Linked DNA regions of Mus musculus: all the other regions are linked to region 3. A link is a loop called in an ENCODE intact Hi-C map of the cell type or tissue named here. Cell type or tissue: gastrocnemius. All regions are shown on one strand.

Region 1 (8,000 bases), 59 kb before region 3:
ATGATCATGGTGCTGGGTAGTCTAGGTTCACCTCTGGCATTACACACACAGAGAATTTGTTTTTTAATGAAATAAACTTTTCTTTTGCATAAGACAGTATATGCAACTCGTCACTTCAAATCATTCCCCTCATTCATGATATCTTCCCTTCCAGTAGTCGAAAGAGAAAGTACGAGAGAGAGAGAGAGAGAGAGAGAGAGAGAGAGAGAGAGAGAGAGAGAAACAGTATAAATCCTAACGTAAGCATAATAAGGGCAGATAATGTCACTGGTTTCATGAAGATGACTTGTGTATATTGACACCACCACAAGGTCATTTGCAACAAATAAACTATCTGATAATAATTTAAAACTCAATAAAAGCGGAAAATAGCTCCATTATTTCCTACAAACCTTTTATCCGTAGTTTATCACCTAAACTCAGTTTACTAACAGTGCCTACAAGATTTTCTTCTCTAGGAAAGTCTCAGTTTATTGGAGTTAAACACTTCATATGCTTAAATCAACAAACACCTCTGTCCCGCTGTGGGAACACCCCCACCCCGCGTTCCCACAACTGGACTACACGAAGAACCTCCGAGGAGAAACTGAGGGAAATTATATATATATATATATATATATATATATATATATATATACATATAATATACATACATATGTGTGTGTATATATATGTGTGTGTGTATATGTGTGTGTGTGTGTGTATATACACACATATATACACATATATATAATTAGCTCAAGAAATGACAGTTCCAAGTATGAAAGTAAACAAACTGGGGTGAAAAAAAAGGATACAATTCTCCAGCCTTTTGCAGTCAACTTGTGCAAGGTCCCGACTGAAGTCTTAACAACTGTGACTTCGGATGAGCGCAGGAATTCGGAAGGCTGATTACAGAATAGCATGGTTTTTTTTTTTTTTTTAACGTCAGCAAGAACACGGGGAAACTCCTCTGAATCTACGAATCTCCTCAAATCTTTGTTTTTAAGAAGTAACTCCCAACAGTTTCAGTTTGCAAGGGAGCAAAGACCCTTCGAGGAATGGTACTGCCTCACTGACCGACCCTACGCAGGCATCCAGACCCAGTTAAGTTTCGAGCCGAGTCCAAATCGAACCTCCGGCGACCCCGACGCAAGCCCCGCAAGAGATCGCCAGCATCCACACAGGGAGCGCCCCACCCTCGGACTGACTACACCCCTGGGACACAGGATAATTACTGAGACGGGAAGAGGGGACAGATCCAAGAGGCGACGAAAGTTGGACACTGATGTCCAGTGCAGTCTGGCTGTCCCGGTCCCCAGCGTCCGAGTGCACAGACCCCACAGCGGAGGCACCGAGCCCACTTGCCCGATGCAGAGAGGGGGTCGCAGCGCCGACGGCCGGGCCCCGCTACGGAGTCCCCCCTCTGCGGGCGGCCGCGGCTCCGGGAACCCCGCTCCGGCTGCGCCCCGCCCACTCCGCGGCCCCGCATCGCGCCCCTTCCCGGCCCGCGGGCCGCGCGCGCTCCGCGGCGGCCGACGAACCCCTTCCCCGGATCCCCGACGGCTGAACCTGCAGCGGACAGCCGGGTCCGAGGCTCGCTCGCCCAGCGCAGGCCCCGCTCGGCGTCCCCGGCTACTCACCGTCGGCGCGAAGGCGCTGCGAGGGGCGCGGGGTGGCAGCCGCGGAGCTCCTCACTCTCCCCGCGACCTGACCCCCTGCTCGGAGCCTCGGCGCCTGTGTCTACAAGGCCTCTCTCCAGCCCGAACCCTAGACAAGCACTTCCGGGGGAGCGGGGGAGGGCAGGGGTTTGGCACCGGAACTGCTCCCAGGCTGGAGCTGCCAGCCCTCCCGGGAGGGGCGTGGCCTCTGCTCCGGGCGCCAGCGGACCCGCCCCCGAGCCCCGCCCCCGGGCTCCTTGCTAACCCCTGTGGTCCCGCGGGCCCCGAGCTACCGCTGGCACCCCTTATTTTAACGCCTGTTAGGATCGCTCCCTTCTACTTAATTCTACAGGGGCCCGGAGAATCTAATTTCGCCGAGCCCGGAGCATTCACCGGCTTGCCGACCGGCCGGCGGTGTTATCCTTTCTCGCTTCTGTCCCGCGTGAAAATGCAGTTGACATTTATCGAAGGAAGGCTTACGGCGTGGTAGACAGGGCATTTATTACGCGATTCGGTGGCGTTAACTCATTTAATAACCTTCAAACTCCTGGAAATTGGTGCTTTTATTCTCTGTGTCTTACAGAGAAGGAAATCGGCCAAAGTATCGGACTTTACCACATATGCTGGCTCTTGGTTTTACTTTAATTTGTGGTATGCGTAGAACTCTCATTTGCCCCAAACAAGACTTTTCAAATTATTCAAAGACGGGAGCCAAATTATTTCCCTATATGGGTCATCCTTTGCACTTTAAACAAAGGCTGAGATGATGGGCTATGCAATCTTAGTGCCAGGATCCTGTTTCTTTACATTTCACCCTGGTGTGTGTGTGTGTCGTGTTCATCTCTGGATTGTAGACGTTAAAAATAATATAATGCATAACGCAATAGTAAGCATTTCAAAGTACCCAGGACTGAGTACGTCCGCACAATTCTTATACCTAACCAGTAACTAGCAATAGAGAAGACCTGGGCACTTTTGAAACTTACCAAAGACAGACAGTATGAGAGCCTACAGAGTCAGTGTCAGGCAAAGAAGTGAGACGATCTTAAAAGATTTGCTCTGTCACAAAATCAAGAAACATCAAATATTAAAGGCAGGTTTTCAGTATGAAGCAAAGCCCCACATGGAAGAAAAGGGCTCAAACCTGACAAGCTATTTTGTTTCCAGCAGTCTAAAAAGGCTGAGGCAGGGAGAGTCCGGAGAGTTTCTAGCCAGCCTAAGCTTTACAGTGAGTTTCCAGACAAAGGTGGCCAGGACTATGAAGCAAGACTCTTGTCCAAAAAGAAGGAGAGGAGGAGGAAAAAAGGAAGAGCAAAAAAGAAAAGAGTTTCTTAGCATGCATAGTGTCTGTTAAATACTGCAGGGACAAGTGTTAAGACAATCTGCTTTGAGAAAGGCAGAGTAAAAGAAAACCCCTTATTACAAATTTAAGATGCAAACAATGCCATCACTATTGCTGTATATAAAGTACTGCCTTGTGCTTTATGTAATTGCAGAAGTGTTTGTAAACACTTCCAGAATTCTCAAGTTCAAGCAGCCTTTCATGCCTCCTAGTAGACTGAAGAAGAAGAAGAAAAAAAAAAAAAAAAGACCCTGCACAGACAAAACTTAGGCTGTCTCTAGCTGTTTACCATCTCCACCCCCCAATCCCAGACACGAGCACGAGTGCGCGCCAAGGGCAGCACACGCGCGTGCGGGGGCGCGCGCGCACACACACACACACACACACACACACACACACACACACACACAGAGCCCAGAGACCTAGTGAGGGGAACCCTCAATCACAGCCTGTCACGTAACTGGTAAGTGGTGAAGCCTGGATTTAAAAGTGAAGCTGTGTTCTCAGGTGCTTTTCACCACGCTGCCAGCAGGTCTCAGGCTTGAAAATGCCTCGCAATCACCGGGAGGGCTTGTTAAACAAATTGCTGGGCTCCATCCCCAACCCTTTCACTCACCCAGGGTAGGGCTTCTCGAGGTGTGTCCCCGGCCAGCCTGGCAGCTCCACATCACCTGGGAATGTATTAAAGATGCAAATTGCCAGGCCCCGCCCAGACCTTGTAAAGCTGTAACTCCAAAGATTAGACAGAACAACCCTAGTTTTAAGAGCCCCTCCTCCGCAACCTCCCCGCCCCCACCTCGCATCTGATAAGACGTCCAGTTAAAGAACTACAGCATTCTAGTAGCCTATCTTTTGCATATTCTTTTCTTAATTGTGGTAAATCTACAGCATGGGATTGTTGTTCTTTTTTTTTTAAGATTTATTTATTTATTGTATGTGAGTACACTGTAGCTGTACAGATGGTTGTGAGCCTTCATGTGGTTGTTGGGAATTGAATTTTAGGACCTCTACTTATTCCGGTCAACTCTGCTCACTCAGTCCCTGCTCGCTCCAGACACACCAGAAGAAGGCGTCCCATCTCATTACGGGTAGTTGTGAGTCACCATGTGGTTGCTGGGATTTGAACTCAGGACCTTCGGCAACCCGGGATTGTTGTTCTTGTTGGGAGGAGAGGAGTGTTGTTTTGTAGTGCTGCGGATTCAAATCTGTCTCTAAGGCCATTGGAAGCAAATGTCACTGAGTTACACACGCCTAGTCAGAAAGAGAGAGAGAGAGAGAGAGAGAGAGAGAGAGAGAGAGAGAGAGAGGCTTCCTGCCTAACTAAACGACATTTTGGAACATTTTTATTTATCTTTTTTCTTTTCACGGGAGATAAAAATGGGGAAAGTGAGTTTTAATGGGGGATTTTTTTTTTTTTTTTTTTTTTACTGAAACTGAACCAGATGATTCTGAGGTGGGGGTGGGGGTGGGGGTGGGGGTGGGGAAACAAATCTTCCTTGAAACCTGCTCCGTGTTGGAGGCTTTACATGCGTTTTCTGAATTAATCTTCGATGTGCTGTGAGGTTTTATGGTCTTACTTTTACAAATGAGAATAGCCGAGGCCTAGGTGAAGTAATTGACTTAAGGCCACATTCTTGTTCGGGGTAGAAACAGCATTGCTCAAAGATCCCTCTAATTCCAAAGCTCTTGCGCGTCCCACTTTGTGGCTGGAGCCTGCAGAAGGAGATTCCAGCGGCTCCACCACCCCAGCCACGCAGCGTTGAGTAAGCGATTTAATCTTTATTTTCAATTTCTCCCATCTATAAATAATGCTATCATAAATCTGCCCTGCCCACACTAGAATGTCAGAAGAAATGAGGGAATAAAAGTGCTTTCAGCTCTTTGAAGAAAAACAGTTTTTAAAAAAAGTATAGTATTGTGCGTTTAGACACACACTGCTCACATTTGTAAGCCTGGGCTTTGGAGTTTTTGTTGTTTCTTCCCGATTCATATAGAAGAGCGTCCCACTCCCCTTCCAAAAAAAAAAAAAAAGTGTTTAACTTCATTTGACAGTGTCTCCTAAAGGATATAGAAGCTGATAGAGGCTCTTACATGTTGTTGTTGTTGTTGTTGACTACATAGAGAGCAGAAGGAGGCAGTCCACATGTGTACTTGTCACCCCAGTGTTTAGGCAGCCTGAACTATATATAGTAAGTCCCTGACTAAAAATCAAGGAGCAGGGGTATGCCTCAATGATAGTAGGCTTAACATGCGCAACACCCTGGGTTTCATTCCCCGCTACCCTGTCAAACTTGTAATTTAAGTGACACAAGGTTCACAGACCCCCCACTTTGGTACCAAATGCTAGCCCACCTTCACCCTAAACACACATTTAATCCAAAGCTTGCTTTTTTTTTTAATCTTTCCATTTAAGCCCCTTCCACCCCCCTGCCTCCACCCACCCACCCCTCCACCCCGCCCCAATGAAGACTTAAAAATTCCTGTTATTTTATTATGTAGAAGGATTTAGGTCTTAATCTTTATCTCAGGCCAGACTCCGGGTCGTCTTTACTGACTTAATGGCCAGGTTGCACAATCCCAGGGGGTACTGTTCACAAAGAAGACAGCCAGAGTGTTGCTCAAGGGGGTGCCAATCACACAGACCCCATGCCTGGTGGAACGGACAAGGCGAGGACCCAGTCTCTGCAAAGCACCTCTTCCCAGATCCATTAAGGCAGTTTGTTAAACAAAAGAGCTGTGCACTTCAGCGTCTACCCTTGGCCAGGCCTGGAGATAATGGCGGTCTTTGTTTATGTTTCGTTTGTTTTAACACAGGCCTGGGCCTTTAACACCCAGCTTACCAGTCTTGGGCTCCAGACTTCCCTGAGACATTTTTCACTGCCTACTCTGATACTGTCAAATCTCTCAGCCTTAAGAGCTTTTTAGATGTTGCAGAGTTATTTTCAGACAGGATTTTACTATGTCGTTCAGGCTAACTTCCAATTCTTAATCCTCCTGCCTCCACCTCTCAAGGGTTGGGATTATGGACAAGTGTCACTATGCTTAACTAGAGTTTTGTTTTGTTTCGTTTTAAACCTAAAGATGGTCACACATTGTTTACCTCAACTTTGATCCTTTCTTTGGCACACGTGCTTGAAATGTACTGCAAAGGATGCTACTCGAACTGTGTACAATACATAAGTTGTTTTATTCTAGGTGGGTGCAGAAAGGTTTGAAAATGGCTCTGGAACGTATGTGACCCATCGTTTTGTACCAATAAATAAATATATAAAAATAAAATAAGCTCAAAAGGTTTTTTTTTAAGATTTTTTCCCCTCTTTTTAATTTTTTTTATATGTGTATGGATTTGTTCTCTGTGCCCACAGAAGTCAGACGAGGACACTGGATCTTCTGAAACTAGACTTATCCGTGGTTGTGAGCCACCATGTGTGTCCTGAGACTTGAACCCAGATCCTTTGTAAGATCATCCTTTGCTCCTAACCACTAAGCCATTTCTCCACCCACAAGATTTATTTTATTTTTAATGATGCGTGTAGGCGTGTGTCTGTGTGTGTGGCTACGTATATTCGTGAGAGCAGCTTCCCAAGGAGTTCAGAGGCCTTCGATGCCTTGGAACTTAAGTCTCTTTCAATTATGAGCCACCCAATATAGGTCCTGGGAACACTTAGGGTCCCTGGGACACTTGGGGTTCCCTGGGAAAGCAGTTCATGGTCTTCTTGGAGGTAACTGGTAGTAGTGGTAGTTATTGTTATTTGTGGATTTGTTGTGGCTGTTTTTTGGTTGGTTGGTTGGTTGGTTGTTTTTATATGGATGAGTGTTTTCTGTTTACCATCTGCATGCACTGCAAAGGGCAGAAGAAGGCATCCCCCTCACCCCCAGCCCCACCCCTACCCCCAACCCCACCCCTACTTCCATCCCAGCCCCACCCCCAGAACAGGAGTTACAACAGTTGTGAGCTGCCATGTGAGTGCTGGGAATCAAACCCAGTCCTCCAAAAGAGCAGCCAGGGCCTTTTAACCACAGGGCCATCTCTTCTGTTGCTGGCTTTTTGGGACAGAGTCTCACTATGTCTCCCTAGCTGGCCCGGCTGGACTGTGGCTGACTGTGCAGACCGGGCTGACCTCAAACTCAAAGAGACCTGCCTGTCTCTGCCTCCTGGGTGCTGGTATTGAGGACACCCAACCACCGTGCTCAGCAAGAACCACCCAGCTCTTAACCTCAGAGCCATCTCTCCAGCTGTATCAATTCAAAGCTTTAAAACTGAGGTTCGGGATATAGCTCAGCCTGAAGACTGCTCGCCTGCCATGGGCAAACCTCTGGGTTTGACTCCCCAGGACCACAGTAAAGATGATGTTGTTGTTGTTGTTGTTGTTGTTTTTAAAGCACTGGAGTGCTGTTGCTTACCTGTAACCTCAGAATTTGAGAAGGAGAGGCAGGACAGCCAGGGGTTCAAGACCCTGTCTCAACAAAACAAAACAAAAAACAAAAACAAAAACAAAAACAAAATTTTTTTTTCTGCCAACTCTTGAAACTTAAACTACTCTGGCACACATCTGGCACACATCTGGCACAAGGCACCACTGTCTTCCTCGTCAAGGTTAGTGAGTTGCTCCCTCTCATAAGTGTTCACTGTAGACACTAAGTCTGGGGGCCACCAGGACAGAAGAGAATATAGATATTTTAAAAGAAAGAGGTACAGACTCTTGTCATAACTATTTATTCCAAAGTACTTTAAGAGAGTTTGAAAGTAGTTTTCCTGGATGCCAGCTCTTGAGATCCCAAAAAGGCAAGCACAGACAACAAATTAATCAAGACCAATGGATTTTGTTTTGTTGTTGTTTTTAAAAAAAGATTTATTTATTATTATACATAAATATACTGTAGCTGTCTTCAGACACAATAGAAGAGGGTGTCAGGTCTCATTATGGATGGTTGTGAGCCACCATGTGGTTGCTGGGATTTGAACTCAGGACCTTTGGAAGAGCAGTCAGTGCTCTTACCTGATGAGCCACCTCGCC
Region 2 (8,000 bases), 260 kb before region 3:
GAGGGAAGGAAGGTTACAGAATATACATAAGGTTACAACAGGTTACAGAATATACATAAGGTTACAACGTTATAGAAGCCTGGCTCTAGCCAGATGGGAGTGAGGGTTAGGGGGTGGGAGTTAAAGAGAGCATTGCAGCAAAGGAGAAACTAGTTAAATGAGTTTTCCCAAACCCTGAGGTTTGACTTTTAAGGTATCAAGTAGATACAGTAGCGAAATTTGTTGACCTGCATTGTACTGGCCAAATGTTTTGCTTTAAAATGTATCTTCAAGAACAATATTCTTATAACTTTCTGTCCTTACCTTCACACACACCCTACCTACTGTTTCTCTCTGCTTCCACCCCAGTACCCAAGTACTACAGATCTTTGAATACTCAACCAAATGTATACATAGATTTTCACATACATATGTGTGATATATATACATATGTATATGTGTGTATATATACATACACACACACACACATATATCCTCCTAAATTGTTTCTGTTTTGTTTTGGTAGAGGCTGTTGCTTTTTGCATCCTAGAAACTGACTGAGCTTGCAGTCTCACAGGCTAAGCTAAGCAATCCCCTGTACCCTGAGCTATATCCCAGGTCCCTCTAAGCTTTGAGGAACATATTATATAGTATATAAGAGTATCGTAAGTTCCTACCTTCAACTTTTTATAGCTTCCTTTAACCCCCGCTGGCTTGCAAAGTAGATACTCACTGAATATTTTATTCAAAAGCCTCTGGTGACATAAGAATTACATATTACACTCATATAACTATCTCATAAAAGCTAAATTAAAAACAATTTTTCAGCATTACGACCTACAGATGAAGTGGCAGAGCAGTAATTAAGACCAGGCAATCCTTCAAGCATGAACTGGTTGGACGTTGTGACTAAGAGCAAACAAGGCGTCACAACCTATACCACAAGAAGCCGTGGGTTTATGACAGTTGAAGCCCTGTTACCGAAGCTGCCTGACTTCTAATCGACCTGCCAGCTATCCGATCCTGGCTAAGCTACACAATCACTCGTGTATCAATTCCCTTAGCTACGAAAGGCAAGGGGATATAAATGACCTATCTCTTGGTTGGTGAGGGTACATGAGCTGGAGCAAGCTTAGATCAGGACTTCGATCTCAGTTTAACAGTGGCAACAGGGATGTCACCATCGGGACACTTGGAATAGTTTTTAATCAGACACACAAATGGCAACACCTTCCACTGGCCTGCCCTCTAAATGCAAAGCTCTTTTTTCAGAAAGCATAGACCAGTAGCATAAGGAGTTTAAACAACAGAGTTTAAATCTCCATTTGGGGTTCTCAAATAGTTTTTAATACTGGCTTTTCGATCAGCCACTATAAATGACAACTATGTACTTCGGGCAAGTTATTTTGATTTTCTGCACTTCGGTTTCCGGGTTTGAAAAATCTGATAAAGCTATCTATAACCTAAAAAATGGCCTGAGGACCAACAAGCCAACGTAGCCTCAAACAACAAGCCCACCAGCCCAGTGCCCAGGCCACAGTCAAGTTAACACTTCTTGCTTCTTCCCTCCCCCCGAAGCTCCTCCACCTCCCTGCGCGCCCCATCTCAATGGAATGTCCAGTTAAACTCATATCCCACCTTTATAAAGTTCATGTTGGGTTGAAACAACCAACTACTAAAGGAGCAACTGCTGACATTTGAATGTGTTTCTACTGAGTATGCTCAATAAATGATTTACTCGAGGTCGCATGCTTGGTGAGAGATGGTTCTGAAAGTTATCCGTTTTCGTTAGAGCTAAGCCTTTGTGAGACCCGCTCAGCAGAAAAGCATGGGTTATCTAACCCATACAATACATACAAAACTAACGTTATATCCTAGCTTCCATTCTGCCACGGCGTAAATATGAGGGGTGGGCAAGTCCCAGTAATTTTTCCATTAAAAAAATATATATATATATCTGTAGGGCATCCACGTATACTGCAGAGTAGAGGCATAAAGAAACTCTGAGGCAAAGAATATGTCTCAGAGTATAGAATTACACTGATTCAAAAGTACAGCTGCATTTAAACAGAGACATCAAAGCTCCACAAAGAAACTGAACATCAACCAGGCAGTGGAAGGTGAGAATCATTCGCTAGCACAAATGACTTGCTATGTAAGCAATGAGGCGTCTCATCAAGCACGCTCATTCACAAAAGAAGGCATTAATTCAAAACATCCTTGGGCCGGAAAGAGAAAAAAGTTGAAAGACGTCTGTTCTTATAGTTAAGAATGCATTGCTGAGTAAATCTGTGTAACTGTTAAGTTCAGTTAATATATTCCCCTAGGGCCTTGAGGAGTAGATTCGGAATGCAGTGTCTATTCAAACATGAAAAGTCCTCTGAAAACGCACAGTCCTGGTAAATAAATAACACATGCTAACTGAACAAGGCCCCATAAAACTGGTGAAATATTTAACAGTATCAAATATTTACAACGATGGGCTGCATACCTACTCTGCCTCCTTTTCCTCTCGATTCATTGTTTAGAAACAAAAACTTAAGAACAGTGTAATGAACAGAAACCGGGTCTTTCAAGAGATTTACAATAGAACGGTTTGTTTTAATCCTCTTATCGGCCTCTCCTCCAATTATGCAATCATTCCAGAGCCAAAAGATCACAGGGCTCTTTCCCTTGACACGGGGGACACTGAGAAGTGTCTAAACAGGTAGGCTGGGAACAGGCAACATTTCCTTGAAACTAAAGTGCCTCTGGGGCACCAGCTCTAACTCGGAGGAGAGTGCGCCAGCCAGCCATTACGGATCGATGTTTTAATCCCCAACAACTGGCAACTCTTCGCGTGCTGCAGCGTCCACCCGGCACCATCCTCTCCCCAGCCTCGCTATTCCGCGGGCGGCGGGGGGCGAGCGGCCCACGCAGGGGGAACCGCTGTTCTCCCACTCCCGGGGTCCCGATTCCCGAAGTCAGGCTGGGCCGAGCGCGGCGGGGGAGACCCCGGGAACCGGCGACCCCCGCACATCCCCGGCCAACCGCGCCGCCCGCGACTTAAGCAACTCCGCGACCGAGGCCGCGCGGGCCGCCAGGTGAGCGCCGGAGCCGCCGCCCTTCGGGTCCCCGGGGCTCCGCAGCGGGCGGGCGGACGGGCGGACGGGCGGGCGCGATCCGCGCCCTCCCCGCCGCCTCCTGCACCTGCCCGGCCGCGCTCCGGGCCGGCGGGACAAGGGCGCGAGGCGAGGCGCCGAGGGGGCGGTGCTCACACCGCCCGCCTCTCCCTCCCGCCGCCGCACTCACCTGCCGGATCCGCCGCGGCCGCCGCCCGCGCTCGGCAGCGCTCGCAGAGCCGCAGGGTGCGCGTGCCCAGCTCGGGAGACGCGGAGGACGGCGGCGGACAGACGCCGCTCCACTCCGCCGCGGCTGGCGCTCTCTGCGATGGGAGCCGAGGGAGGGAGAGCCGACTGCGCCTGCGCCGAGCGCCGGGCGGAGAAGCGGCCGCCCCTCCCCCTCCCCCGCCCCCGCCCCGGGAGAGAGGGCGGGACTAGAGGCGGGACCGGGAGGGAGTGGCGAGGGGGACTCGCGCGCTGCGGCGCCCCCTGGCGACAGGAGGGGCTCGGTGCAGGCTAATCCACGCGCGGAGTCCAGGGTCCCTCTACAGCGGTTTCCCTGGGAACCACTCTGGCTGGAAATCCTGTGGCTGCCTTTGGAGGATGTGAACTCTCCTGGGATGGTAAGAGGCTTTGGACTGTGTATTGAGGACAAGCAGAACCGACCTGAAATTCCGCGTCTGTGGATACCTGAAGCTGGAGTAGGAGGTTAGGGGCCCGGGGAGGGGGGGGGGGGGGGGATGGGATGGGCGGGGAGCTGGTAAACCCAGATCCTTCCACTTTCAGTTTCCAAAGACCGTCTCTCATCTTTTACAGGAACTATATCTATTGTTTTGTTTTGTTTTGTTTTGCTTATCAAACTTCCATCCCACATTCGGGCTTCCAAGTTGGAAAACAAAAAACAAAGTACAGACAGAATCAAGCCCTGAAAATCAAACTCAGGGATGGGGGGTGGGAGGGAGCAGTCATCCTCGGTATTTCCGCCAATGTTTGTGATACTCAGAGGCAGGGGCTGCCATTCTGTTGAGTACATCAAGGAGGTGGTAATAAAAAGGAAGCTATGTGTGTGGTCCCTGTGATCAGCCACCTACTGACCTCTGTGACCTTAGGCGAGTTCATCTGCAATATCGCCAATCTTCTCACTGATAATTGGAAATAAGAATGTCTACCTCATCAAGGTTTTGAGAGTTAAGTGGTTTAATATATGTAATTAGTGTACCTCACCACATTCTGTGACACAGTGAGTCATACAGAAACACACATGTGTACACACACACACACCTCTACAAAAAATTCCTACCATCCAAAGACTCAAACAAAAGGAGACAAGTTTACTATTAAGAGAAAACTTTATGGGCTCCCTGTTTTACACATTTTTTTTCTAAAGAGATGTTCACACACACACACTTTTTGTTTTGTCTTGGTTTTCGAGACAGGGTTGGCCTCGAACTCAGAAATCTGCTGCCTCTGCCTCCCAAGTGCTGAGATTAAAGGCATGCACCACCACTGTCCGGCTCACACACACATCTTTTATCATATGGAATTGGTAATTACTTAACCCATGCTCCAGTTTCTTTGTAAACCATTCCCTGATGCTCGCCTGCCTCCCAACCCTAACTCCTTACCTGTGATCCCAGAACACTGTATTTCAGTGGTTCTCAACCTTCCTAACACTGTGACCCTCTAATACAGTTCCTCATAGTGTATACTAACCCCCAACCATAAAATTATTTCCGTTGCTACTTCATAACTGTAATTTGGCTACTGTTATGAACCTTAACATAAATATCTGTGTTTTCTGATGTCTTAGGTGACCCCCTGTGAAAGGGTCATTTGATCCCAGAGGGGTTGCGACCCACAGGTTGAGAACTGCTGCTTTAACTCTTGCAGTGCATATTCCCCATGAATCATAAGTAGACTTTCCTCTCTTTTCTCTTTAGTCTGTGTCTTGAGAACAGGCACTCTGCTTGACAGAGAACTCTGTAAAGGTAGGAAGAGGAGATGGTTGACACACAGGGAGAATGCTCTATTTGGTATATGAACATTTGGAGGATTGGCTCTTCAGTTTATTCAATGTAAGACCCAAAACATCACGGGTCTACAGAAGACAGTAATGCTAATGTGTGTGAATCCCACAGTGACCCACATGTATGTTAACTACAAGATCATCTGTAGTCTTAGAGAGTGGGCTCTAGCACTGTTTGAGAATGGGGAGAGTTACTGTAGAGCCATGACTAGAAATGGCTCCCAGAGGCTCATATATTTGGAGCTTGGTCATTGGGAATTATTTATATTATAATTATTATAATTGGGTCCTTGACAGGGATTAGGAAGTGTGGCCTTGTTGGAGGAAGTGTGTCACTAGGGGTGGACTTTGAGATTTGCTTGGGTGACCTCCACCCAAGCAAGCTTCCAACTTGTGAAAAGGAATTTATAAAAAGCTTAGGGGTTGGCATAGATGCACACACCTCACATCCCAACACCCAGAGAGCAAAGGCTGGTGGATCTCTGAGTTCCAGGCCAGCCTGGTCTACACAGTGAGTTCCAGACCAGCCTGGTCTACAAAGAGCCTAAGCCAGACCCTGTGTCTCTCTCTTCCTGCTGCCTGTGGATCTGGATGTAGATCTCCCAGCCCATTCTCTAGCATCATGTCTGCCTGCATGCCACCAGACTCCCCTCCATGGCAATGATGGACTACATTACTGAACCTGTAGACCGGCCCCAGTTAAATGCTTTCCTTCGTAAGAGTTGCCGTGGACACAGTGTCTCTTCACAGCAATAGAACATTGACTAAGGCAGAAGTTGGTACCAGGAGTGGGGTATTGTTATGACAAGCCGGGTTTCTTGGTGCAATATGGACTTTGGAACTTGGATTGGGGAAAGCAATTGAACATTTTAAGCAGGACTTAATGGGCCATCCTATTAGGTACACGGAAGACAGAACAATGTAGATTATGACCCAGATCAAAAGGTTTCAGAGGAGAAGAATATTAGTAAGTGGCCCAGAGATCATACTTGTGATATTTTGGTGAAGAGTGTGGCTGTTTTCTGCCTTTGTCCAATATACAAATAAATAAATACATACATACATACATACATACATACATACATACATAAATCTGAGGCTAAATTGAAGAGTTTTAGATTAATGGTATTGGCAGAGGAGATTTCAAAACAGCCAAGTATTGATTATGTCAATTATCATATTAGTTATTAGTGGCCAGTCTTAGGCAGATCTATAATGAAAAGAAAATGAGCTATGCAGTTTGAGGGAAAAAAGAGCACCAGGAAGTGCAATGGAGCTAAAGTCCAGGGCTCAAGAAAACAAAAGGTTTAAAGAAAAGCCTGCTGCCAAATGGACTAAAGGGAGTAGTGCCCTCAGAGCAAGACCTCCACCCAAGCAAGCTTCCAACTTGTGAAAAGGAATTTAAAAAAAGCTTAGGGGTTGGCATAGATGCACACACCTCACATCCCAGCACCCAGAGAACAAAGGCTGGTGGATCTCTGAGTTCCAGGCCAGCCTGGTCTACACAGCGAGTTCCAGACCAGCCTGGTCTACAAAGCAAGGTCCAGGACAGCCAGGCTGAAGCAGTGAAGGAAAATGTATTTGACCAAGGGGGCCAGGTTCCAGCCCCAGCAAGCACACAAACTTGGCAGCTTCGGCCACATGGTTCTGGCTTTAGAGGAAACGATACCAGAAACTCTGGAAGGATACAAGCAGCTCTGGAAATTCCTGTACAAAAACATCTGGGAACTGGAACATCCACTGCTTTGCAGCGTTCTTCATTAGACCGGCTATAGCCAGGTCTGCATTTGAGGCCACTTCTATGGTTCAAGAAAAAGGAAATAAGAGATTTAGAGGGTTGAAGGCTTCACAAAGACCTTAGACTCTAAATTGTATAGTTTCTTCTACCTGCCCCCCCCAGCCATTCATTAAACAAATATGTATTTCTCTATACAATAGAGAGGACTTCCTAGTTTTACAGAGTACAGTCTCCTTACCCCCTCAAAATACTTAAAGTAATTCTCTAGTTTTGCTTAATATAGCTTTGAAGGGATTGCTGTTACTGGTCACCAGAAAAATATTCTTTTCATGTTTTTTTTAATCTTGCTTAACATTTAATTAATTGTTTATATGGATAGAGGGTGATGCGTGCCCTGACACGAGTATGGAGGTCAGAGGACAGTTTTCAGGAGTTGGTTTTCTTCCACCATGTAGGCCCCAAGGATTGAACTTAAGTCATCAGATTTGGTGGCAAGCACCTTTACCTACTAAGCCATCTTGCTGGCCCAGAAAATACTCTTAGACAGTGTATTTCTTATGATCCAAGCAAAGCAGTATACGCTCGTAACAGCAGCACTCTCAAGACTAAGGCTAGAGGATTGTGAGTTCAAGGCCAGCCTGATCTACAGAGAGGTTTTGTTTTGTTGGTTTTCTTGAAGATGTACATTCCAAATAGCGAGTGCACAGGCTAGACCTTCAGTGTTCAGTAACGAGACCGACCTGATCCTGATCAGTAGTCAGGGGTTGCCGGCAGTGGAAGAACAAAGAGATGCTCTGTACCCACTGAAGACGAAGGCTATGGGCTGACAAGCCTAGCATCGGTGGTCAGCCATTTTGCCATTAGTGCTATGAAGAGAAGGCCTTTTCCTCAGGTAAGAACAGGATGTTATGGCTGTCAGTGTTCTTCACACCCATGCTCCTAACAGTTTCCAATTAGGGCAAAACCAAACCAGTTTGAGTTTGTTTTAATGCAGTCAGAATCCTAGACTCTGGGATCTTGTTAACATGTTTCAAGGTGAAGGGCTTTGGGGAAACTACAGAACTCTCACGGGCCTAACTTATCCAACACACAGGGACCCAAGAGAATGTGCTTTCTTGCTGTCCTGATGAATTAGCAGAATATTCTGATCTTGGAG
Region 3 (8,000 bases):
TTGAAGTTTACTAGGGAATGCCGATCTTGCTAGACTAGGAAAGCAAAGATTGCCACAACTGTGGTTTGATGTGGTACTGTGGAAAGACTTCGTTTAAACGACCCTTTGTTTTAACCAAGGGATGAAGCTTGGTGTGAAACATGCTTAACTACATCCATGAAGCCTTGGGCTCAATCAGATATTGCATAAAAGACACACTGTGGCACACACCTATGTTCCAGCAATTGGGAGGTAGCAGCAAGAGAGAAGTTTAAGATTGTCCTCGGCTACACAGTAAGTCTGAAATTAGCTGGGCTACCTGAGAGCCCATTGGTTTATTTGTTTTGTTTGTTTGTTTTTTCTTAGTTCCTTTTCTACAAAAGAAGCTAACCTAGTCTCTTTTCCTGTCACTGTGACAAACACCAGGACCAAAAGCAACTTGTGGAGGAAAAGACTTATTGGGCGTCCCAGCCATGATCCACCATCAAGGGGCAAAGGCATGAACTAGAGGTAGGAGCCTGAGATGGGAATGGAAGCCGAGACCACAGAGGAGCCCTGCTTATTGATCTGCTCCTGAGCTGGTGCCCAGCTACCTTTCTTACACAGCCCAGACCCACTTACCCAAGAGTAGCATTGCCCATGTGGGCTGGGCCCTTCATCCATTAGAAGTCAAGGAAATGCCCCACAGACAGGTCCACACTCCGTCTGGTGGAAGCATATCTCTTCAGCTGGAGGTTTGTTCTTCCAGCGTGACTCTAGTTTCTGTGAAATTGGTAGAAGCTAACCAGCAAGGGTACTCTGTACTCAGCACTGGTTTTGGCCATCAGGTGCACACACACACACACACAGAGTTCAAGGAACAGCTGGTCACTTCAGGTCTCGTCCCATGTACCCCGGGCAGGACTTGAACTCCACATGTGGCTGGAGGTGACCTTGAACTTTTGACTTCACTCACCTCTGTGCTCTGCAAGTAAGGTCATGTAGTGCTACCATGCCTAGCTAAAGTGGTTATTGATTTTCTTATTTATCTCTCTGTCTTTCTATCTATCTATTTATTTGCATGATCTCACTGGAACCCACTGTGAACACTAGGCTGACCTTGAACTCACAGAGATCTCTACCTTTCTCTACCTCCACAGTGAGTGCTGAGGTCAGAGTGGTTATTCTTACGCAATGACCACAATGGTCAATTTCACTATTATGTTCTGTCTAATCTTTATAAATGTACTATACTTATTTGTGAATGTACTATACGTATTTGTGTGTTTGTGTGCATTTGTCAGTTCAGGTCACAGAACTCCATTTTCTCCTTTAGGTTGTAAGCCTCGGTGACCAATGGCCTTTTTTCACTGAGCTATCTTGCAGACCCTCAGACTTGAATATTCAATCTCTCTCTCTCTTTCATCATTTATTTTATGTATATGAGCACACTGTAGCTGTCTTCAGACACACCAGAAGAGGGCATCAGATTCCATTACAGATGGCTGTGAGCCACCATGTGGTTGCTGGGAATTGAACTCAGGACCACTGGAAGAGCAGTCGGTGCTCTTAACCGCTGAGCCATCTCTCCAGCACCGAGTATTCATTCCCAGTGCAACTCTTCTGTGGCCCAGATAAGTTTTCTTTTACCCATATTGCAGATAAACCGTAATAGGAGTGTGTAATTACACAGATGCCACCAGGCTTAAGACTCAGCTCATTATCTTTACGTTTTAAGGAGCTGGGAGGACATAGCGTGAGCTGATTTTGCGGTATAAGGTTTTCCAATCACAGGAGATAGTTACAAGAAATGTTCAGCAATGGCAAATGTATAGACAGGAGGGAGTACGATGCTTGCTTGGAGCTGAGGGTGGACGGGCAGTGACTGCAAACAGGCACAAGGTTTCTTTTAGAGGCAATGAAAAGTGTCTAAAATTAGCCTGTGGTAATGGTTGTATATAATTCTAAATTTACTACTAAATTCCTGAGTCGTACCTCGAGTGGGTGATATTTATGGGGCATGTGCTGGTTTGCAGGGGCTGATGAGACACACTGGGTGGCTAAACAACAGTGATTTATTCTTATGAAACCCCGGAGGCAGAGAGTCTAAGATCAAAGTGCCAGCGAGGCCCACTCCCTTGAAGGCTGTGAGGGAAGGCTCTTTCCCAGGTCTCTTTGGACTGTACAGCCATGTCTGTGGCCCATCTTCCTCTCCTCTGCGTGTGTCTGTTTCCAAATCTGCTCCCTCCTTCCCATTTTCTCCACCCCTCCTATTTTTTTTTTCTCTCCCTCTTAACACCTTTTCCTTTTTAAGATAGGATCTTACTGCATAGCCCGGGCTGATCCTGAACTCTCAGGAATCCTCCTGCATCAGCCTTCCAAGTGCTAGAATTACAAGTAGACTGTGAGGCCCAACTTTTTAAAGGATACTAGCCAGCTCTGTGTGGCCGCACACTTTTAACCCCAATCTTGGAAGGCAGAGATAAGCTGGTCTCTGTGAGTTTGAGGCTGGTCTACACACCTAGCTCCAGGCCAGCCAGGGCTACACAGTGAGACCCTGTCTCAAAAACAAAGAAACTAACTCACTAACTAACTAACTAACTAAGAAACTAACTAAGAGCACTCGTATTGAATTAGCTCCCACTGTGATGACTTAGTTTAATTACATATTTAAAGATTTAATCTTCATATATAATTACATTCTGAGGTACTGGGGGCTAGGGTTTCAACACACAAACTTTGGAGGGAACACAAATCATCCCCGAAACAATATATAAATTATACTCTAATAAAAGCGCGCTGCTGATGTCTTGCGCTCTGCGTTCAATGCCCAGTCCTTGGCATGCGTCATCTCATTTGACCTGTTACGAGGCCATGATAATTATGCCCACCGTTAAGCATGAACAAAGTAAGGCCCAGAGAAGCTAAATAGCCTGCCTCGGGTCATAAAGCCAGCAAAGGAGGCATGGCTCAGACTTTGAAGTCCTGTTCTCGAGCCCACACTTTGAATCCTTGAGCCAATGCCAGCCCCCACACAGCCATGCCGGCCCCCACACAGGCAGCGGTAATGACTGAAGATGAGGATGATCGGGATCCGGGGTCACAAACGCCCTGAATCCAAACCGGAGAACGGTCACGTGACGTGGGCATGACCGCGGGACTCCTCCTGTGGGGAGGTTTGTGACTCCTCCCAGAGAAGCCTTTGCTGGAGAGATCCCGTCTACCACAGACAATAAGACAACTGGTCACTCGGGAGGCCAGCCTGGTCTACAGAGTGAGTTCCAGGACAGCCAGGGCTACACAGAGAAACCCTGTCTTGAAAAACCAAAAAAAAAAAAAAAAGGCAAGTGGTGCTGTGTGCCTGGCCCGTGGTCCATGATGGAGGATGACTAAAACAGGCGGCGACTTACATCTCAAGAATGTTCTACTTGTTCTACTTGAAGTGACCTCAAAATATCCAAATATATTATCTAGAAGTAATTTAATACAGTCCAGAGCTTAGGATAGGCAGGTAGGCTTTTAATGATTAGCATAAAATATTACTTAAGACCATGGATAGGCAAGAATTCCTTAAAAGATGGTTCAGGCCAGGCAGTGGTGGCGCACGCCTTTAATCCCAGCACTTGGGAGGCAGAGGCAGGCGGATTTCTGAGTTCGAGGCCAACCTGGTCTACAGAGTGAGTTCCAGGACAGCCAGGGCTACAAAAAAAAAAAAAAAAAAAAAAAAAAAAAAAAAAAAAAAAAAAAAAAATGCTGGTTCAGGGTAGACACTCGGAGAGTTTTTGTAAAGTATGCCCCATAGGTGTACAAGCCTGTAATCCCAGCTCTTGGGAGGCTCAGACAAAAGGGTAAGGAGTTCAAGAACAGCGTCTGCTACACATCAAGTCTAGGCCAGTCTGGATTCCATGAGACCCAGTCTCAAACAAACAGCCCCTCTAAATAACTAATAAACTGATACTGATAGACTAAATAGAGGAATAGCTGCTGAAAGGTGTTGTCACCTGGAAAAAGGAACGGAGGAAGGAAGAGAGGGAGGGACGGACGGAGGGACGGAGGGACGGAGGGACGGAGGGAGAGAGCCAGCTGACCAACTAGGTATGCGGCTCACACCTGCAATTGGCTTTGGTAAGGATGGTTACCTTGAATTCAAGGACAAACTGGACTCCACGCCAAGACCCCATCTCCAAAGCAAACAGACAAACCAAACCTCCAAATGATGCTAAGGGGTCAAATAACAGAGTACTCCCATGGATGAGGTGGGAAGGAAGAGGACGAGGTCTTCTGCCATGTCTTGGCAAGCTCGCTTGCTCCACCCCACACCCCCCCGTCTGTGTACGTCATACGACCACAGGTGGGAATTGGTTCTCTCTTACAATGTGGTCTCTAGGGATTGAACTCAGTGAGCGAATCAGTTTGGCTCATCCACTAAGCCACTTCGCAGGCTCTAGCAATCATTTTTTTTCTTTTTAGGGTAGCTTGGACTAATCTGGTCTGCTCCGGACTCTTCAAAGGGCTCAGGGACAAACTCTAAATTCCATAGGAAATCACAGATCGCCCTCTTGTGGTCAACACGTCTTGGTGCAGGTTTAATCTAGAAAAATGAATTTTAAGGGCTAAGCCTGCTGGGTTGCCTAATCCCGCCTGTGGATAGTGAATGGTGAATTATACATACAATATATGTTATATATATGTGTTATACATACAATATGTGTTTTATATATATTATTTACTATATGGCTTCATTTATTATATAGTTTTTCAATGTTTGAATAAAAACAAGAGAAAGGAAATATTTTGATTTGAAAAACCATGTAATATTCAATTTCAGTGTCAACAAAGCCATTTTATTGGACAGTCATGCTCATTTTCTAGGTGAGACTACTTCCACACAATAGCAGATGTCACGGACTGACAGAAACTGAGATATTTACTCTCTGGGTCTCTTCAGAAAAGTTCCTGCATCCTCCACTCAGAAGGTGGGGCGCAGCCGGGTGGTGGCGGCACACACCTTTAATTCCAGCTGAGGCAGATAGATCTCTGGCTTTGAAGCCAGACTGGTCTACAGAGTGAGTTCTTGGACAGTCAGGGCTACACAATGAAAGCCTGTTTTGAAAAACAAAACAAAAAGGGGGTGCTGGTCAGACGTCTTGGTATGTTAGGTTACTTTTTAGAGATAGAAAATTTAGGGGCTGGAGAGATGGCTCTGTGGTTAAGATTGCTCTTCCAGAGGTTCAATTCCCAGTAACCACATGGTGGCTCACAACCATTTGGAATGGGATCCGATGCCCTCTTCTGGTGTGTCTGAAGACAGCTACAGTGTACTCACTTACATTAAGTAAATACTATTTAAAATTTAGCTTAGCTTTGGGCTGGAGCACTGGATACGTTCTCAGAGGACCTAGGTTCTATTTTTAGCTCCCACATGGTAGCTCACAACCATCTGTAACTCCAGGCCCAGGGGACCCGCTCTCATCTGTCCTCCAAAGGCATTTATACACAAGTGCTGCACATACCTACAGCAGGGACACAACCCTCCATAGAAAAACAATCACCTTTAAAGTAGCTTTGTGACAGACGCTAAACCTCAACAAAACAGCCATTTGGGTCGTATCCTGAAGTCTGGATCCCAGGATCCAAAGCAGGAGAAAGCCAGATGGGAAGACTGCCTTAGCACGGGCCTCTTCACCATCTTGTGGCAACAGTGGTGTCTAAGCACAAGTGAGGCAGGGTTGGAATTTAGAAAACCATTAGTGCTAATTTTAGGCTTGCTGGTCTTAAGGAGGGGTAGCCACAAAGATGAGCTGCTTCACCAGAGGGTTTTTTTTTTTTGTTTTGTTTATCCTTGTTCTTCTCAGAAATGTTTGTAACAGTACAGCAGGCACAAACTTCTGAGACAATGGACGTTATTAGGTCAGGTGTCATCTTTTTATTATAAAAGGGAGGCACTGATATTATTTCCATGATGAAATACTTTGGAATGTCTGGACAGGCGGCCTCACGTGACCGCATTTCAACAGAGATCTACTCCATACACTTTCCAAGAATGTCACCATCTCTAAGTCAGAAAACAATCCTGTTGTCTACAGCTTTGGTGAGAAGAACTTTGAGTCCGATTTTCTCACTAAGGTTGGCTCTCTCCAGCCTCTTTGCTTAAGGCCTGATCTCACGGTCACTACTGTTGTTTGCAAAAGTTTTCTTTCAGCTTTTTCTGGAACCATGACGCCTCCTTTGGTTACAGTCTTGGGCTCACTCCTCTCATCCAGTATTGTCAGAGTTGAAGAAACTCTCTAAAAGCCACCGCTCAGACCCTGGACTCACACCATTGCTGCACGGAGTCTTCTCAGTCGTTAAAACAAAGTTCTGAGTGCTTTGCATTCGTGTGTGCATGTGTGGTGCCCATGGAGGGTGCTGGGTCCCCTGGAACTGGGTTACAGTTGCGAACCATCATGTGGGTGCTGGGAACTAAACCCAGGTCCTTTGCAACAGCAACAAGCACTCTTAACTACTGAGCTGTCTCTTCAGTCCCCACCAGACGCTAGACTAACCCCTCTTTCCTGTCCTGTAGGGCTGTCTGAATCATCATGCCCAATTTCCAATGGAGACATCTATTCTTGAATTGTAATATTCTTGGTTTTGCTTTTCTAAAGCAGGGTCTTACTGGGTAGCCCTGGCCATCCTGGAACTTGCTCTGTAGACCAGGCTGGCTTCAAAGCGATCTGCGTGCCGCTGCCCCCTGAGTACTGGTGTTAAAAGGCGTGTACCATGACTGCCTGGCTCCTTTGGGATTTTCTTGGTAGGCACTGTCTTAGTCAGGGTTTCCATTGCTGTGACAAAATCGACCAAGAAGCATGTTGGGGAGGAAAGGGTTAATTCAGCTTACATTTTTGAGATCATAGTCCATCATTGGAGGAAGTCAGGACAGGAACCTGGAGGCAGGAACAGATGGAGGGGTGCTGCTTACTGGCTTGCTCCCCCATGGCTTTCTCAGCCTGCTTTCTTATAGAACCTAGGACACCAACCAGCCCAGGGATGAAATCACCCTCCATGAGCTGGGCCCTCTCCTACTGATCACTAAGATGCCTTACAGCTGGATCTCATGGAGGCATTTCCTTAACTGAGGCTCCTTCCTCTCTGATGACCCTAGCTTGTGTCAAGTTGACACACAAAACAGGCCAGCACAACCATGCCTTCTGCACATAGGGTCATCTTTCGTCTTCCCTTTCTAGCCTGGTTGACTTTAACTCACTTTCTGTCTGTCTGTCCTGGCTAGAACCCCCAGCAGGAATAGTTGTGTCAAGAGCAAACGCGCTCCCTCACTCCTGAGTCCTTGCCCTGGGCCGCTGTAACCAAGTGACACGTACTGGGTGTCTAGACAGCGGGTACTTCTTTTCTTACACTTCTGGAGGCTAGACAGAGATCAGGAAGTGGGCAGTGTTAAGTTTCTCCTGAGGTCTTTCTCTGAGCTGCTCTCCCTGTGTCCTTCCATGTCTGTTTGAATACCCTGTTTACAAAGTCATGAGCCATACTGGATTAGGGTCTACCCTTTTATTAATTCAATGACCTCGTTTAAAGACACTGTCTCAAGGTACAGTCACATTTTGAACTACCAGGATATGGACTTGAACTAGGGGAACACAATTCAGCTCCCGAGAGAGCACTGCAGGTCGTCTTGTGCTCACCCACCTTGCACTACTTCACCAGGGGCTCACTTACAGCCTTTCACTCGGTACTGGATTTAGTTTGCTGGGATTTCCCTGTCTTTAATCCTACCATCTAAAGCTGTTTCATTCAGTTGTCAACAGACAATTCAAATTCACCGTGGGAAACAGAAACTTGTTAGACATCTAGAAACTTGTTAGGCAGTCCCCGGCATAAGCTGAAATTGGAATCCTATCAGTGACTTCTGTTTGCAGCGATGCCCACAGAACTTAAGAATCAGGTAGCAGAATGGATTGGGCTCAGGAGTTGGTCGTGGGTCACCAACTCCTGCCCTCCACCATTGAGTCCTCTGCTCTCCACAAAACCAGGGACATATCTGGAAG

Evidence for each region. Peaks named below come from ENCODE experiments on the same cell type or tissue, not always from the same donor. Only the 100,000 strongest peaks of a DNase experiment are listed, where the experiment ranks them.
Region 1: it touches region 3 in a loop (2.0-fold over the local background); 13 of 42 quality-filtered maps call a loop at or near these places.
Region 2: a loop joins it to region 3, with 2.9 times the contacts of the local background. A loop is called at or near these places in 14 of 42 quality-filtered maps.

The regions. Positions count from the first base shown.
Region 1 is chr10:117,146,770-117,154,769 of GRCm38, forward strand. It overlaps Frs2 (fibroblast growth factor receptor substrate 2), which reads right to left and starts at 1,705. Exons shown (of 10, transcript NM_177798.3): 1 at 1,623-1,705. In gastrocnemius, no CTCF peak of the experiment used is centred here; DNase peaks (open chromatin) are centred at 1,392, 1,816, 3,377 and 3,626; H3K4me3 peaks cover 3,958 bases; H3K27ac peaks cover 3,568 bases.
Region 2 is chr10:116,946,990-116,954,989 of GRCm38, forward strand. Rab3ip (RAB3A interacting protein) reads right to left here and starts at 3,464. Exons shown (of 11, transcript NM_001359645.1): 1 at 3,271-3,464. 4933412E12Rik (RIKEN cDNA 4933412E12 gene) reads left to right here and starts at 3,573. Exons shown (of 3, transcript NR_038026.1): 1 at 3,573-3,703. It overlaps Gm40768 (a long non-coding RNA gene), which reads right to left. Exons shown (of 3, transcript XR_872055.2): 3 at 6,665-6,905. In gastrocnemius, a CTCF peak has its summit at 3,587 (motif pointing left); DNase peaks (open chromatin) are centred at 2,991 and 3,476; H3K4me3 peaks cover 2,217 bases; H3K27ac peaks cover 1,798 bases.
Region 3 is chr10:117,205,282-117,213,281 of GRCm38, forward strand. No RefSeq gene overlaps it. Among named protein-coding and RNA genes, the nearest start is that of Gm31963, 15 kb to the right of the region's middle. In gastrocnemius, a CTCF peak has its summit at 4,522 (motif pointing left); DNase peaks (open chromatin) are centred at 4,324 and 4,462; H3K4me3 peaks cover 382 bases.